2 separate regions of the Homo sapiens genome follow, and region 2 is linked to region 1. Evidence: read pairs that join two places in POLR2A ChIA-PET (ENCODE). Cell type or tissue: endothelial cell of umbilical vein. All regions are shown on one strand. Links, peaks and the distances in the headings refer to the core of each region. The heading gives the core; the rest is flanking DNA.

Region 1 (7,298 bases), core at 1,077-6,076:
TATATATAAATATTAATTTATATTAAGTTCTTATAATATAAATAGGTGATTATCAAATGAGTGCTGAATGAAATATTGATAATGAAAAACAGGAACAGGTAAAAAATGGTAATGAAAAGGGGTGAAATTGTGAAATATTTAAATTAGGGTATTGAGACATTCATAGATATTGGTGGAAGAGGTGAGGCTGTACTTGAAAACTCTTAGAAGATTCTGTATGTGGAAGGAGGATATTTAAATCTTTGAGCTAATACCAAATATGAGGAGGAATTGTAACTATTAACCAAGAAGAGCCCATGAAGAAGGGTTCAGAGAAAACTAAGTGAGATAATAAATTAAGTTCAAATTCTGAGCCCACAGATAACCTGAAGGTCAAGAAATCATGAGAGTAAGTCTTTCAAATTTTCTGAAAACATAGCACATTTTATGATGCGATCACACAATGCAATCATGAAAATCTTACACACTCAAGATCGTTTTTTCCAGAGGAATCAACATAAGGGCTGCATACTTAGCCTGCATGACATATAACATGGTAGTTTCATGGTACTTTTCTGGGAAATGACCTTTCAGCCAAGCCAATGGCAATGTTTCATGTTTCCAATTCCTTCTCTGCCTTAGGGCAACTTGGAGATATTAACATTATACCGGCTATAATGCTACTTTAATTTTTACCTTTTCTCAACTCTCTCATAGTATGTTCCATCTCAACCTAGGAGAATTTGGGGCCTCTCCTTTGCCCCATCCCCAGCCATCTGGCAATGTCTGGAGACATTTTTGTTTGTGATGACTGGAGGGGTGCTACCGGCACTGACTGGATAGACACCAGGGATGCTGCTGAACACCCTGCAATGCACAGGACCGCTCCCCACACCACAGAATTCTGAAGGCCAAAATGTCAATAGTGCCAAGGTTGAGAAAGCCTGCAAGTTTCTCCTAAATGTACAGCACAGATATGGCAACTGCCTGGCTGGCCAGCTTTAAGATTTTGTGGTTTTAACAAATGTAAAAAAATGGGAAGGATTTCCTTTTCTTTTCTTTCTTTCTTTTTTCTTTCTGAGATGGAGTCTCACTCTGTCACAAGGCTGGAGTGCAGTGGTGTGATCTTGGCTCACTGCAACCTCCACCTCCTGGGTTCAAGCAATTCTCTTGCCTCAGCCTCCCAAGTAGCTAGGACTACAGGTGCGTGCCACCATGCCCGGCTAATTTTTGTGTTTTTAGTAGAAACGGGGTTTCACCATGTTGGCCAGGATGGTCTCGATCTCTTGACCTTGTGATCCACCCACCTTGGCCTCCTAAAGTGCTAGGATTACAGGTGTGAGCCAACGCGCCCGGCCAAAAATGGGAAGGATATTCTTTGTTTCCATTTTAGAGGTTAAAATGAGATTTTATCAATATCTCTTATATTGCACTTCAAATTGTATCACACCTAAAGTCCACTTCCAATGCGAGGTTTTTCAGGTGCTTTTTTCAGGACTCACACCACCGTTTACCAAGTGCTTAGATGACATTGCTAAAGGGCTAGGAGAACAATGAAGGTTAAAAGCAGGTGGCAATAGACACTAAAATCCTGCCCAAAGTCACAGTCGTGGGTAGTGTGAAGTAGGGGTGTGTTGGGGCTCAGAAATCAATGCCTCAAAATGAAGGCCTTGGAAGCACCCTTAGAAGCAAAACCGTTTCTCTGCCCTTCCGCCCTATCAGTGCCATACTTGCCCTAGGCTAGTCATAGAAACTAGAATCCCTCTGCCCCCAAGGCAGGTCATAGAAACCAGAATCTTTTCTCCCCAAAGCTAGTCATAAAACTGAAAAATACTACTTTAATTTTCCCTCCACTTTTCTGCATAAAAACAGGCTATAAAGAAATTATCTGACCCACCTTGTTTGACTATGAGTCGTATAACCGCCCCCCCCATTCCAGACAGGGTCCTGCCCCATACCCAGAAGGAAGGAATGGTGCTCAGGAGGCCAAGAAGAATCCAGACAGACAGGCTTTGCTGGGCGTCCCCATTCAGTCTATTAGCATTGGATCATACTCTTTTCATCCAGTCATATTTCTACATGGCTGTCCATACTGTGGTGTACCTAAGCATAAAAATGGACAATTTCTCTTTTATCTTTGAGTCTTCATTCTGAAGGCGCCCATATATACATGTTAAATAGATGTGTATGCCTTTTTTCCAATTAACCTGCTTTTTGCTAGTTGATTTCTTCAGAGAACCTTCAGAGAAACAAGGGGAAAGCTCTCCCTCGGCCCCTGCAGTGGCTGGCCTTCAGTCCCAGCTTCACCCGCCAGCTCTGTCACTGACCAGTCACTGGCCCTTGGCAGTTCCCTCTCTGTGCTTCAGTTTTCTCTTTGGGAAATGAGGATTATGGTAAAGGGCTTACCTCTTTGTGGTGCGAATGCACATGTGACAAAATTAGAGCAGCACCTAGTGTGTAGAAAGCTTAGTTACCAAGATGGCGGGCACTTCCATTTACGAACCAAAGTGCTGCTGCTGTGAGGAAATAGCATAAGTATAGTTTATGTTTTCTTTGGCTGGCCAGCTTTAACTTTTTGTGGGTTTTTTTTTTTTTTTTTTCTGAGACAGAGTCTCACCCTGTTGCCCAGGCTGGAGTGTAGTGGCGCCACAATCTCAGCTCACAGCAACCTCCACCTCCCGGGTTCAGGCGATTTTCCTGCCTCAGCCTCCTAAGTAAGAGCGTGCCACCACGCCCGGCTAATTTTTGGTATCTTTAGTAGAGACGGTTTCACCGTGTTGGCCAGGCTGGTCTCGAACCCCTGACCTCGTGATCCACCCTCCTCAGCCTCCTACCTTGATTTCCATTTTTGAGGTTACAATGAGACTTTATTGTTATTTCTCATATTACTTTATATTTGTAAATTAATAAAGCAAATTACATATATTTGCTTTGTAATTTGCTTTATTAACTTACAAGCAAAATTAATAGAAGTGATTTTTATTAATAGCCGTGATTTTTCAAAGAATCACTAATAGCTATGATAGCAGGAAGAGCAATTCCTGGAACCACAGGCGTTATCCTGTATCTGTTGTTTCTCCCAGTTTTGTAACACATCACAAGAGGGCGCGAGAAGACGCCTTTTTGAACACAAGCAAGCCTCAGGCTGAAAATTTTGTTCTTTAAGCGGTACCAAAATAGTCACAAGATGGTGCTAACAGATTCCTTTTGAAAACCTAAATGGGCAGTCTCGATTTGGTTATTGGAATTATATAAAAGCTAATACTGCAGTTATCACTTTAATTAGAACAATACAATTCACGAGGTCAAGGGCAAACTTTTCAGTTCAAACGTAGACCAAATAGTCTCTGTTCTAGATCTAATCATAGCAAAGGTTTTGGAGTGAAAGTTTCTGTCTCTATTAATCAAAGTTTTAACAAAAAATATATTTTAAAAAATCATACTTAACAGGTGTTGAGTTAGCAGCCCTATTTCACAGAAAGGATGGAGTTCTTGAGGTCTGCTCTAAAGATCCCCTGCCTTGAGGAATGACTGTGAGGGGGAGCTACCTTGGGGAGTTCTGGTTTCTTTTCATTACAAGTTTACTCCTCGGCAAATTAGAGACTTGCTGAAAGAAAAGTAACAGGTCATCTCTGGAGTCCTGGATTTTATTCAAAGAAGAGCATGAAACATGATTTTAGACAACAAAAATAAAAGCAAGATTTTTTTGTCGTGTCTTTCCTTCTGAGCCTGAACTTACCTTCCCGTGGGGCGGGATGGCCCCCAGCAAGTGGAGAAGAATGAGGCTGAGGGACACATTCAAAGCAGAATGCATGCATAGCTTTTAAGAATATGATACAACAGCCTCAAGAACAGGAACTTGGGGTCATTCAGATGTCCTAACAGGAGGAATCAAATAGTGGCAGCTCCTTCAAATCGGTCGGTTCCTCTACTATTTCACTTTCTCCTTTTTGTATTTATGTAAAGAACAGGCTTGAGAATTATCATGCAATACTGAAGTAAGGAAAAGCTCTGAAGTCAGGAATGAAGGAATCCCACTTTTGTTACGTCAAAATTGCCAGAAGCCTAGACTAGAAGCAGGAGGGGGAGGAGAAAAGAAGCTAAGAGGGAGAAGGAGGTGATCAGGATTGAAAAACCACTCTAACCAGCAAGGTCTTAGCACCCTCTCACTCAGAACTCATATAATTCTCAAAATAACTCTACCAGTTTGGTGCTTTTACCTACACTTGACAGATATGGAAACTGAGAATGTGAGAAGGTAAGTCACTTTTTCAAGGTCACGCAACTAGTAAGGGGTGGAACCAGGAGTCAACCCAGATAGCTAAGAAATGCCAAGTATGTGGAATTTTAATAAAAGCTGACAAGGAATCATCCAGAACCTTTCATATTTACTCTGTGGCAGTTGTTGTCAGAGGAACATACAGAAAACAGGTAATTTGCTCTTCATTGCTGTGACTGAGGGGCAATGACCACGGAGGATACAGATAGGACTATAGTCTCTTCCCAGGGAAGGGAGTCTGGCTCTTCTCTGGAGGGCCCGGGATGCTGGGTGGTTTCCAGTGTAGGATGGAAGAAGCTACTTCCATGTTCCAGGCTGCGGCCTACCCAGCAGAAACTGCCTGGCTCCTTCCAAGGTGGTAGTTTCCCTCTGCTGTTTATTGATGTGCTATAAAAAGAAAAGTGCTTGTAAGCAACGCAAGTGCATGAACAACTTAATTAAAATAATTAAAGTAATAGCTTGTGAAAAAAAGTAGTAAAACTAATTATTATAAAGTAGCTGTGTGGGAGGATGAAAATTGCTGACATTCTTTAGGTCTAAGCTGCTCTGTTTGGCACAGAAAACACAGACAGTTTAACTATATCCTCAGAAGGGATCTGAGGTTCCCCTCTCCCAACTTAGATTTTAACTCTCCTGTTTCTCAGTTTTTAATTTCCTCCTTGGCAACAACCACACACGAATGACCCTCCAGTTCTCACTCCGAGTTGTCCCTTCTAGTCAAGCATCTGACTTTTTTTTTTTTTTTAGAGGGAGTCTTGCTCTGTCGCCCAGGCTGGAGTGCAGTGGGATGATCTCATCACTGCAACCTCCGCCTCCCGGGTTCAAGCAATTCTCCTGTCTCAGCCTCCCAAGTAGCTGGGATTAAAGGTGCACCCCACCATGCCCAGCTAATTTTTGTATTTTTAGTAGAGACGAGGTTTCACCATATTGGTCAGGCTGGTCTCGAACTCCTGACCTCAGGTGATCCGCCTGCCTTGGCCTCCCAAAGTCCTGGAATTACAGGCGTGAGGCACCGCGCCCAGCTGCATCTGACTTTTTTTTTTTTTTTAACTCAAAGAAGTATAAAAGTTTAGAATCTGAGAAGCTCAGTGCTGAAGGAACCTGCAAACCTGCTGGTAAAATTATCTGTAGGATGCGTGGCTCCCTTTGCAAACGTTCCCAGAGTGTTGCCACTTGATGGTTATCCAGCCTTTGCTGGAGCCCTTTCAGTGAGGACAAAATGACAGCTGTGGTAGCTCTGGCTGCTGTCGAGCGCCTTTTTGTTTTAAGTTACACTCAGTCCTTTTAGTGCCCCAGTATTCCTCATTCTCTGCTTCGAGGCCGTAGTGAATAAGGAAACTGCCCCTTCCAAATATTTGAAGGAAGAGCGATGTCAGCTCATGCCTTCCCAGTGTCTAATTCAATTGCCAAACCAGCCAGGTGTTCCACGCACAGGAGTGGAGCTCCAGCTGAGAGGTCCCACAGTTTACCTAGGCTCAGCCATGTTTACCTGAGATGGGCAGATGCAGCCCGGCTGAGAGCAGGGTCAGAGTCAGCTGAGAGGAGCCACAGTCGGAGCTGAGGGAAAATCGGTGAACATCAAGCCCAGACCTAGAATAGGGAACAGAAGAAGGACATCAAACTTGCTAGCTCAGAGCATCAAAAGTAGAGGAGAAACAGAAAGAAGGGTCCAGAAAGGCAGTTCAGAACTAAGACCATGAATGGTCAATTTGTACAGGAGCTCCCCTCTCCAGGGTGAGTCACGCACATCTCATGGCCATGCAGGGCAATCCCCTCTGTCAAACAGACGCCTGGTAGCTCTTCAAGTATTCATTGTGTGACAGGCTTTTGCTACTCCCTTTATTAGCCATTCTATAATCTTTCAGATCATCTCATAGAATAACTGGTCATTAGTAGGTGGAACCCAGCTGACACTTTTGGATGATGAGTGAGAGGTGCTTAAAAATGTATATCAGAACACAGAGCAGACTTTCTTTGCTCAGGAAAAATCACTTTAGTGGACTCTCTTAATTATGTAAACATAATTTGATATAGGATGGGAGTTACATCCAATTACAACACTGCACAGCCAATAACTTAAAACCAAATATGGGACATCCCTGTGTTTAAAACTCACCTGGTCACTCTTAACCCCTTATATGTAGAGTTCCCTGACAACATTTCCACTTCATTTCACTGCCCTGAGCTCCTCTTTCTCACTTCCCTTCTGGCTTTCAGCCTTCAATTCTTTTTTTTTTTTTTTTTACTTTTATTTTAGGTTAAGGGGTACAAGTGCAGGTTTGTTATATAGGGAAACTTATGACATGGGGGTTTGTTGTACAGATTATTTTGTCACCCAGGTACTAAGCCTAGTACCCAATAATAATTTTTTTTTTTTTTTTGAGACGGAGTCTCCCTCTGTCGCCAGGCTGAAGTGCAGTGACATGATCTTGGCTCACTGCAACTTCTGCCTCCCAGGTTTAAGCGATTCTCCTGCCTCAGCCTCCTGAGTAGCTGGGACTACAGGCATGCACCACCACGCCCAGCTAATTTTTGTATTTTTAGTAAAGACAGGGTTTCACCATGTTGGCCAGGATGGTCTCAATCTCTTGACCTTGTGATCTGCCCGCCTCGGCCTCCCAAAGTGCTGAGATTACAGGCGTTAGCCACTGCAGCCGGCCTTAATAATTTTTTTTATCTTCTCCCTCCTCCCACCATCCACCCTCAGGCAGGCCCAGTGTCTGCTGTTCCCTTCTTTGTGTCCGAGTTCTCATCATTTAGCTCCTACTTATAAGTGACAACATGTAGGATTGGTTTTCTGTTCCTGCATTAGTTTGCTGAGGATGATGGTTTCCAGCTCCATGTTTCTGCAGAGGACATAATCTCATTCTTTTTTATTCAGACTTCAATTCTTTTTTCTTTTTTTATTTTTAGAGACAAGGTCTCCCTCTGTCACCCAGGCTAGAGTACAGTAGCATGATCTTTGCTCACTGCAACCTCTTCCTCCTGGGTTCAAGCGATTCTCATGCCTCAGACTCCAGAGTAACTGGGATTATAGGCA
Region 2 (7,298 bases), core at 896-5,895, 350 kb after region 1:
AATAAATAAATAAATAAAAAGGAATGAAGATGGACATCTAGTTCACATAAATGCTCATCAAGATTCAGAAAATAATAATTTTAAACCAAACATTTCCAGAGACTGTGGATGAGGAGAACAAGTGGGTTTCCTTGTCAGGGCAGTCTCCCCTCCATGACCTAGAGATGGGCTTCGTCGTAAACATGCTTTCATTATACTGAGGATAGACTCCAGAGTCGGGGTGAGGCAAGAGGAAAAGGGGAGAGATGCTGAGGCCCAGGAACTGTTGCTGAGAAGAGGATGAGAAAGAAAGTGAGCACAAGGTGCTAAAATTTTTGTTTCAGCTGTGCTTGTTTAGAGGCAGACAGAGGGCAAGGGCTACACAACTTTAAGTCCTGCACACCTCCTGGCTTGCCACTTTGCACCTTCTAGATGCTAGGCAAACAACTGCCCATAGAGACTATAAAACTACTTTGGTAACCCCGCAGCTTCATCTGGTGTTGACTTTTTCTTTTAAGTTACCAAGGACCAAAACTGTAAGACCATTTTAGCTAGGGCTAGGATAGAGGTTGGGAAAGCCCAGCACACTGCTTGCATCACACTGCTGCACCCTGGCTGGTTTCATAATTTAAATTAGCAACTGCAATATCACAGGAAAGAAGACTACACTCTTCGGGGCTGCTTAGGAAAAGAAAACTAAAAAAAGACTATGTAGGGGAGGTGGTTTAGCAGCCATTCTGTTTGGCTGTGAGGGTTTCGGAAAGGCATCATGAACTGGGAAGAGTCGATGCAGGTAAAATCTGCACACCCCCTTAAGGAAAAATCTCAGTTTACCTTTTGTCTCCACTACACCTGAGGTCTGTGTCTTTTCATCCTGTTTTTTCCAGCTCCTGGCACACAGAAAATGTTCAACTAATACCCACCAAACTGAAAACCCAGCAAACTATGAAAACTCAGCAAGAAAAATAGACAGAAAAGAAGTGGGTCCAAGAAAATGATGCCTCCAAAAAGCAGCAAAGGGCAAGTGGAGCAGGAGGATGCCGTGCTTTAAAAACAGCCACAGGCCGGGTGTGGTGGCTCACGTCTAATCCTAGCACTTTGGGAGGCCGAGGCGGGCGGATTGCCTGAGCTCAGGAGTTCGAGACCAGCTGGCCAATGTGGTGAAAGCCCGTCTCTATTAAAATACAAAAAAAAAAAAAAGAAAGAAAGAAAATTAGCCAGGCGTGGTGGTGGGTGCCTGTAATCCCAGCTACTCAGGAGGCTGAGGCAGGAGAATTGCTTGAACCCGAGAGGCAGAGGTCACAGTGAGCTGAGATCGTGCCACTGCACTGCAGCCTGGCAACAGAGTGAGACTCTGTCAAAACAAACAAACAAACAAACAAACAGCCACAAAGCAAGGAGGAGGTGGCAAAGCCACAGCTTGCTTGGGTTTGAGGAGGGCTGAAGCTGGAAGCTTGGCCCAGATCTCCTGAGAATGTGTGACTCTACTGAAAGATGCCTCAGTCTGTTAATAAGGGAAATTATTGAGGAAATGGAGGAAAAGGAGGAGGAAATGGAGAGAGTCAGTTCAGAAAACATGGCCACTCAAGAGAAGCTACAGGCATATGATGTGCTGCCAGAATTTCTAAGTTTCCAGTTCTTTGGGGAGCTCAAGATTTTGGAATAGCTGGGATAAAAAGAGAAATCTCTTTCAAGCTGAGTGAAAAGCCCACTCTAGCTCTCCTGAAGAGACAGGAAGAGAAAAGTGGGGCAGAGAACCCATCGGCAAAGCTCTGGGCTTGGGGCACAGGGTCTCTGTGACATCCTGGGCACCTTCACTGTGGCCAGTGAGGAGGAAGTTCTGCCCCAGCCGGCCTGCGGGGACTATGGGGCAAGGGAGGAGCTCTTCCTCTAGAAATACAGCAGCCTCACCCTTGTGGGGTAGCTGTTTCAGGCACCAGAAGGACTCAGCCCATGGACTCCGGCCACCTGGGGCTTGGTTTCCTCAATGCAGCATTTCAATGCCTGAGCAGGTGCCCCGAGCTTAACAGTTCATGACTCCTGATGACAACAAGGAAGGATTGCTCCACATTTTGTCCAAGGCGATCATCAAGTTGGGGAAAGCATAGGTACTGGAATTTTCAGATTCATAAAGCCATAGGCTTGTAGAGTTGGAAAATACCTCAGTATTCACAAATTAAGCCTTTGTGGGATTGTTTTGTTTGCACTGTTTTCATAGAAAATGAAAAGCACATTCCAGAAAAATTCAATGGCTTGGCAGGCCATCCAGCCTTCCCTGCAGCCCCGCTCCACTGCCGTCCTCCTTAAGTGGCTGCATTCTCCCAGGGCTAAGCATCCACAGGTCCCAGGGGGCATGCCCACTGGACCCAGAACTCCTCTGCAATTCCCTGTCCAAATGATCTAAAGCTCACTTCTAGGGCCTGTGTGAGCTGAGTCAAGGCTGGTCCCGGATCGTGCAGGCTAGTGTCCATCCATGGCACACGAGGCCACTTGGGAAAACAGGGGAAAGAAGAAAAGGGGAGCGAGCCATGGGGCAGTGGGCTGTGCACCACCACAGGCCAGTGTGGAACTCCAAGGATGCCAAGAAGCTGACATTTGAACCCAGGTCATTATGAAGGTGGTTATTTAGCAGTTTGTTAGCTTCGTTTGTAACTTTAAGTATTGAGACATAAATGGCATGAGGACCCCCCAAGGCACTCTACTCAGGGCCCTTCCTGCAGCTCACCATGACACACACTCAGCTTCCTGAGCAGCTGCCTGATGTCCAGGCTCAGATGTGCACATCCCATAAGACATGCTTTGCCCAGACCCAAGCCTTCTTGGTTTTATACTTTAGTACATTTCATAAGAGACCACAGATTATTGTAGCCAAATCCCACAGTCTTGAGTCATGGTGAGTTTCAGGGGGCACATTTCATCCATAAGACACTGCACAGCACCTGGTCAGACGGCATTCCAGGCACACAGCCTAGCCCTGGTGCAATTCTTGTTTTCCAGCAGAGCTAGGCAGCCTCTTTGGTCCTGAACAATACTGATTGCCACATTCATCCTCTAACAGTTGCCAAAAAGCAAAAGAGGAAGGGGGAAAGGAGAGGAGAGAGGAAACATTGCAGAAGAAGGTAAAAAAGCATCCACTACTCCATATTCTGGGGACAAAGCAGAGAACAAGACACAGCCTCTGCTTTCACGGTGTTAACATCCTAATGCATCAGTCAGCACATTTTTTTTTTCTGTAAAGGGCTGGACAGTGACTATTTCAGACTTTGCAAGTCATACAGCCTCTGGTTGCAACTACTCAACTTGGCTGTGGTTCACGGAAGCAGCTATAGACAACATGTAAGGAATGGGCAAAGCTGGGTTTGGCTCACAAGCCATACTGTGCCCACCCCTGTTCTAGCAAGTAAACAGATTAATGTTAAGGGACATCAGACACAGCTTCAGGTGCCTTTTAAGGACCCCCCCCCCCCCACACCCATTGCCACTTGTTCCATTTTCTGTTTTATAGTAGGAACTGCAAGTAACTCCAGTTTAGCTGGGACAGCAGATGTTGAAAGATAAGTTGAAGGTCAGAGAATGGGGACAATTTTAAGCTCAGAAACTGTGATTTTAGATCTTCGTTGAACTAAATCAACAGCTGACAGCAGCCAGCCTGCAGGAAGGTGTAATAAGCCTGGGTTTTTACCTGCTTCCCCCATCAGCCCCACTTCATGTAACAAGATGTCTTATAGGTACAGCATCAAGTCCCACCTAAACCAGCAGGAGCCTGAGGGCTCAACTCCAAACATTCATAATTGTTCCCTCAGCTAAATGTCTAGGGAGCTCTATAGAAACAAAATAGCAAGGTCAGTAGGTTGATCACTTTTAAAATGTGGGCTCTTGGGCAAAAATGTCAGGGAAGAGCCAGGAAGTCCCAATGTATTCGTAGTCCCCACTTTGGAGAGGATTCCCTATTTTGGAGTGTTCAATGGTATTTATCACTATAAAGGTGTAGATGATGAACTTTGAAAACTACAGGATGGTAAGCAATTATAAGGTAATGTTACACTTTTTGTTATTTTAATTGTCCTCACTTTCTGAGATCCTGAACTGATTAATTTTCCTGTTTCAATTGTAGGCATGACTCTTCTCCTGTCCTAAGAGACTTAAAAAAAACCCTCAGATTCCTTCTCTTCCACCTTCTTCACCCCCTGTATTCTACCACTTGCCAAAATACAGCTTCCAACACCACAAGGTCATTCCCAAATACCCCTTTTGCCTTTCTTTTATCACTGTCCTTTCTCTGATAGAGGCCTTTATTACTTCCTGCCTGGGTGATGTTCCAGCTCCAAGCCTGGCCTGGCCTCGCCTCTCCCACATCCACTGATACTACTCTGCTTCTTAAAATTCATTTCCTGAGGTCTGTTTGGTAACCACGATTGAACACTTACTATTAGCCAGGCACTGTGCTAACTGCCACATACAATAAAAGTCCCCAACACCACTCTGGTTGGGAAGTTGTCTCAGAAATAGATGAGGTCAATTTAGTAGGGAAAGGGAGGGAGAGGGGATGGGAGAAGGAGAAGGAAAGAGGAGGAGAGAGAGATTGAGAAAACATGAATGAATGAATTATAGGAGCCCAAAAGAAGCACACTCAACTAGCAGGAAGTGGGAGGAGTAGGGAAGTCTTCCCAAAAGGATCATTCACTTAAGTTCTCAATGGTTCCTATAAACTGCAGAGTTAAGTGCAAAATCCTCACTTTGACATTAAAGGCCTTTTATGATTTGGCCCCAACTTACCCTTCCAGATTGACCCCTTGCCAGTCCACATATGAGCTACAGTCTAGCCAAACAAAACCCCTAAATTCAACCCTCATTTTCCTGTCCTTGTCTTTAATTATTCTCTCCCCCCTCCCTAGAATATCACTTTTCAAATTTGTATTCAGTGTTAACAACTAGTTATCTACATGAAAGTATTTAAAAAATTAAGTTAGTTCTATCTCACAGCATACACAAAGATAAACTCCAAGTGGATTAAAGTATTCTTTTTAAAAAATAAGAAGTCATTTTTATGTAATAATTTTTAAATTGTGAAACAATCACAAATTTACAAGAAAGTTGCAAGTATAATAGAATTTTCTCTTCAATCATTTGACAAAAAACTGCCAACCTGAAGCCTCATAGTTTGTATAGTTTGTATATTTCCTACAAACAAGTGCATTCTCCTGCATGATCACAATACAACCACCAACAGCAGTAAATTAACATCACTACCATCTAATCCTCAGACCCCATTCAAGTCTCAACAATTATCCCAATAACCTCCTCCTTTATAGCAAAAGGATCCAGTTCAGAATCACATGTTGCATTGAGTTGACAGGTCTTTTTGATCTCCTTTAGTTTGGAACAGCTCCTCAGTCTTTTAACGATGACAGGTCAGTTATTTTTTAGTGTTCTTCAATGTGGGCATGTTTGATGTTTCCTCATAATGAGATTTATGTTATGTATCTTTGGCAGGAATATCTCAGAAGCGATACTGTGTTCTTTCATTTCATTGCATCCTATTAGATGGCGTGCAATTTCAATTTGACCCATTACTAATGATGTTCACTTTAATCACTTGATTACGGAGGTGTCTGCAGGCTTCCATAAGATGATTCTCTTTTCCTTTGTAATTAACAAGAATTTTATTTATTTATACGTATTTATGAATTCATGGCTTCCTATTTTATTCAATGGGTTTAATTCTTTACTATTTAACTTAATGTCCAATTTGTCTCTTATTTAGCTAGTAGAAATCCATCAAATGGCTCTTGTGTCCTTTTGATGTGTTTCACATCATTCTTTGAGCACTTACCTGCTTTCTGGCACAACAAGATATTCCAGGTTTATCTTGCCATTTCCCAATCTGGAATCACCCATTTCCCCAAGGGCCCTGGTTCTTTTTAGGGAAAATACTATTCAGAAGCCAACATCTAGGCTCTCTTAGTGGACAATTAGAGAATATGTATGTATGTATGTATGTACATATGTATAGATAGAGAATAGATATATATACAGTCATATCTATATTTATTTCTCTATATATTAATGTATACATCAACAATCGTGAGGTTATGCTGATACCTCCAATTCCAATACATCACAGCATTTACTTTCATTTTTTTCTTTCCACATTTTCAGCTCCCTTCCCTTAAAAATTGGCTCCCAATATCTTTAAGATATTTATACACACATTTACTTATATGATCGATCCCTCTGGATATAACACATCTCCCATCTCCACCATTGTCCTCCTGCCTACCTTCCCCAACAAGAATCTCACCTGACACTACCGGGGTTCTGACACCCACACTTCCCCCCCTGCTCAGGCTCTGACTCCCCACCCTGGGCCACTCCAGCACATAGATACCCTCCTCACCCTGCCTGGGGTCTGGTTTCCACACCAGGCCACCTTCCTACACAGACGCCCTCCTTGCCTCGCCTGGGCTCTTACACCTGCTCACAGCCCCTGAGGCTCCCCTCAGCCCTACCTGGGCACCTACCCGGCTCCCTAACACCTAAGAGCCTTAAGAATGATTTACTCGGCCGGGCATGGAGGCTCACGCCTGTAATCCCAGCACTTTGGGAGGCCTAGGCGGGTGGATCACAAGGTCAGGAGATCAAGACCATCCTGGCTAACACAGTGAAACCCCGTCTCTACTAAAAATACAAAAAATTAGCCAGGTGTGGTGGCGGGCACCTGTAGCCCCAGCTACTTGGGAGGCTGAGGCAGGAGAATGGCGTGAACCCAGGAGGTGGAGCTTGCAGTGAGCCAAGATCAGGGCACTGCACTCTAGCCTGGGCAACAGAGCGAGACTCCGTATCAAAAAAAAAAAAAAAAAAAAAAAGAATGATTTACTCAGAAAGAAAGGAAACAGAAGAGGGAAAAGAAGAGTACCCAAGACCACTTTTGAAAAACCAAAGTGGAAAATCCTTAGAAGAAAACATAAGATACTGTTTTCATTGTGTTAAGAAAAGTTTTCTTAATAATGTTGGTTGCTAACACTTAATGAGTGCCAGGGACTCATGGCACTAATGAGTCAACTATGTGCCAGGGACTGTTTTAAGCACTTTATATATTTAATTACATAATCCTTACAACTACCTAATAAGCAGGAACTGTAATTATCTCCATTCGACAGATAAATGGATGGAAACCCAAAGAGGTAAACTTGACCGAAACTGCACAGTAAGCCGTGGGGCTGGGATTTAAACCCACATGGTCTGGCTCCAGAGCTTATATTCTTACTCACTACTCCATACAGCCTCTCCAAAGACACATAACAAAACATGCGCATGTG

What was found. ChIA-PET counts read pairs that join two places held together with the same protein. Peaks named below come from ENCODE experiments on the same cell type or tissue, not always from the same donor. Only the 100,000 strongest peaks of a DNase experiment are listed, where the experiment ranks them.
Region 2: POLR2A ChIA-PET joins it to region 1 with 5 read pairs; 2 of 35 experiments call an interaction of 5 or more read pairs at or near these places.

What each region holds. Positions count from the first base shown.
Region 1 is chr1:94,331,859-94,339,156 of GRCh38, reverse strand. It overlaps ARHGAP29-AS1 (ARHGAP29 antisense RNA 1), which reads right to left. Exons shown (of 4, transcript XR_002958338.2): 3 at 5,748-5,848; 4 at 4,351-4,645. Among named protein-coding and RNA genes, the nearest start is that of ABCD3, 83 kb to the left of the region's middle. In endothelial cell of umbilical vein, for the core only: a CTCF peak has its summit at 3,099 (motif pointing right); a DNase peak (open chromatin) is centred at 3,136; H3K27ac peaks cover 975 bases.
Region 2 is chr1:93,984,759-93,992,056 of GRCh38, reverse strand. No RefSeq gene overlaps it. Among named protein-coding and RNA genes, the nearest start is that of GCLM, 79 kb to the right of the region's middle. In endothelial cell of umbilical vein, for the core only: no CTCF peak of the experiment used is centred there; no DNase peak of the experiment used is centred there; H3K27me3 peaks cover 989 bases.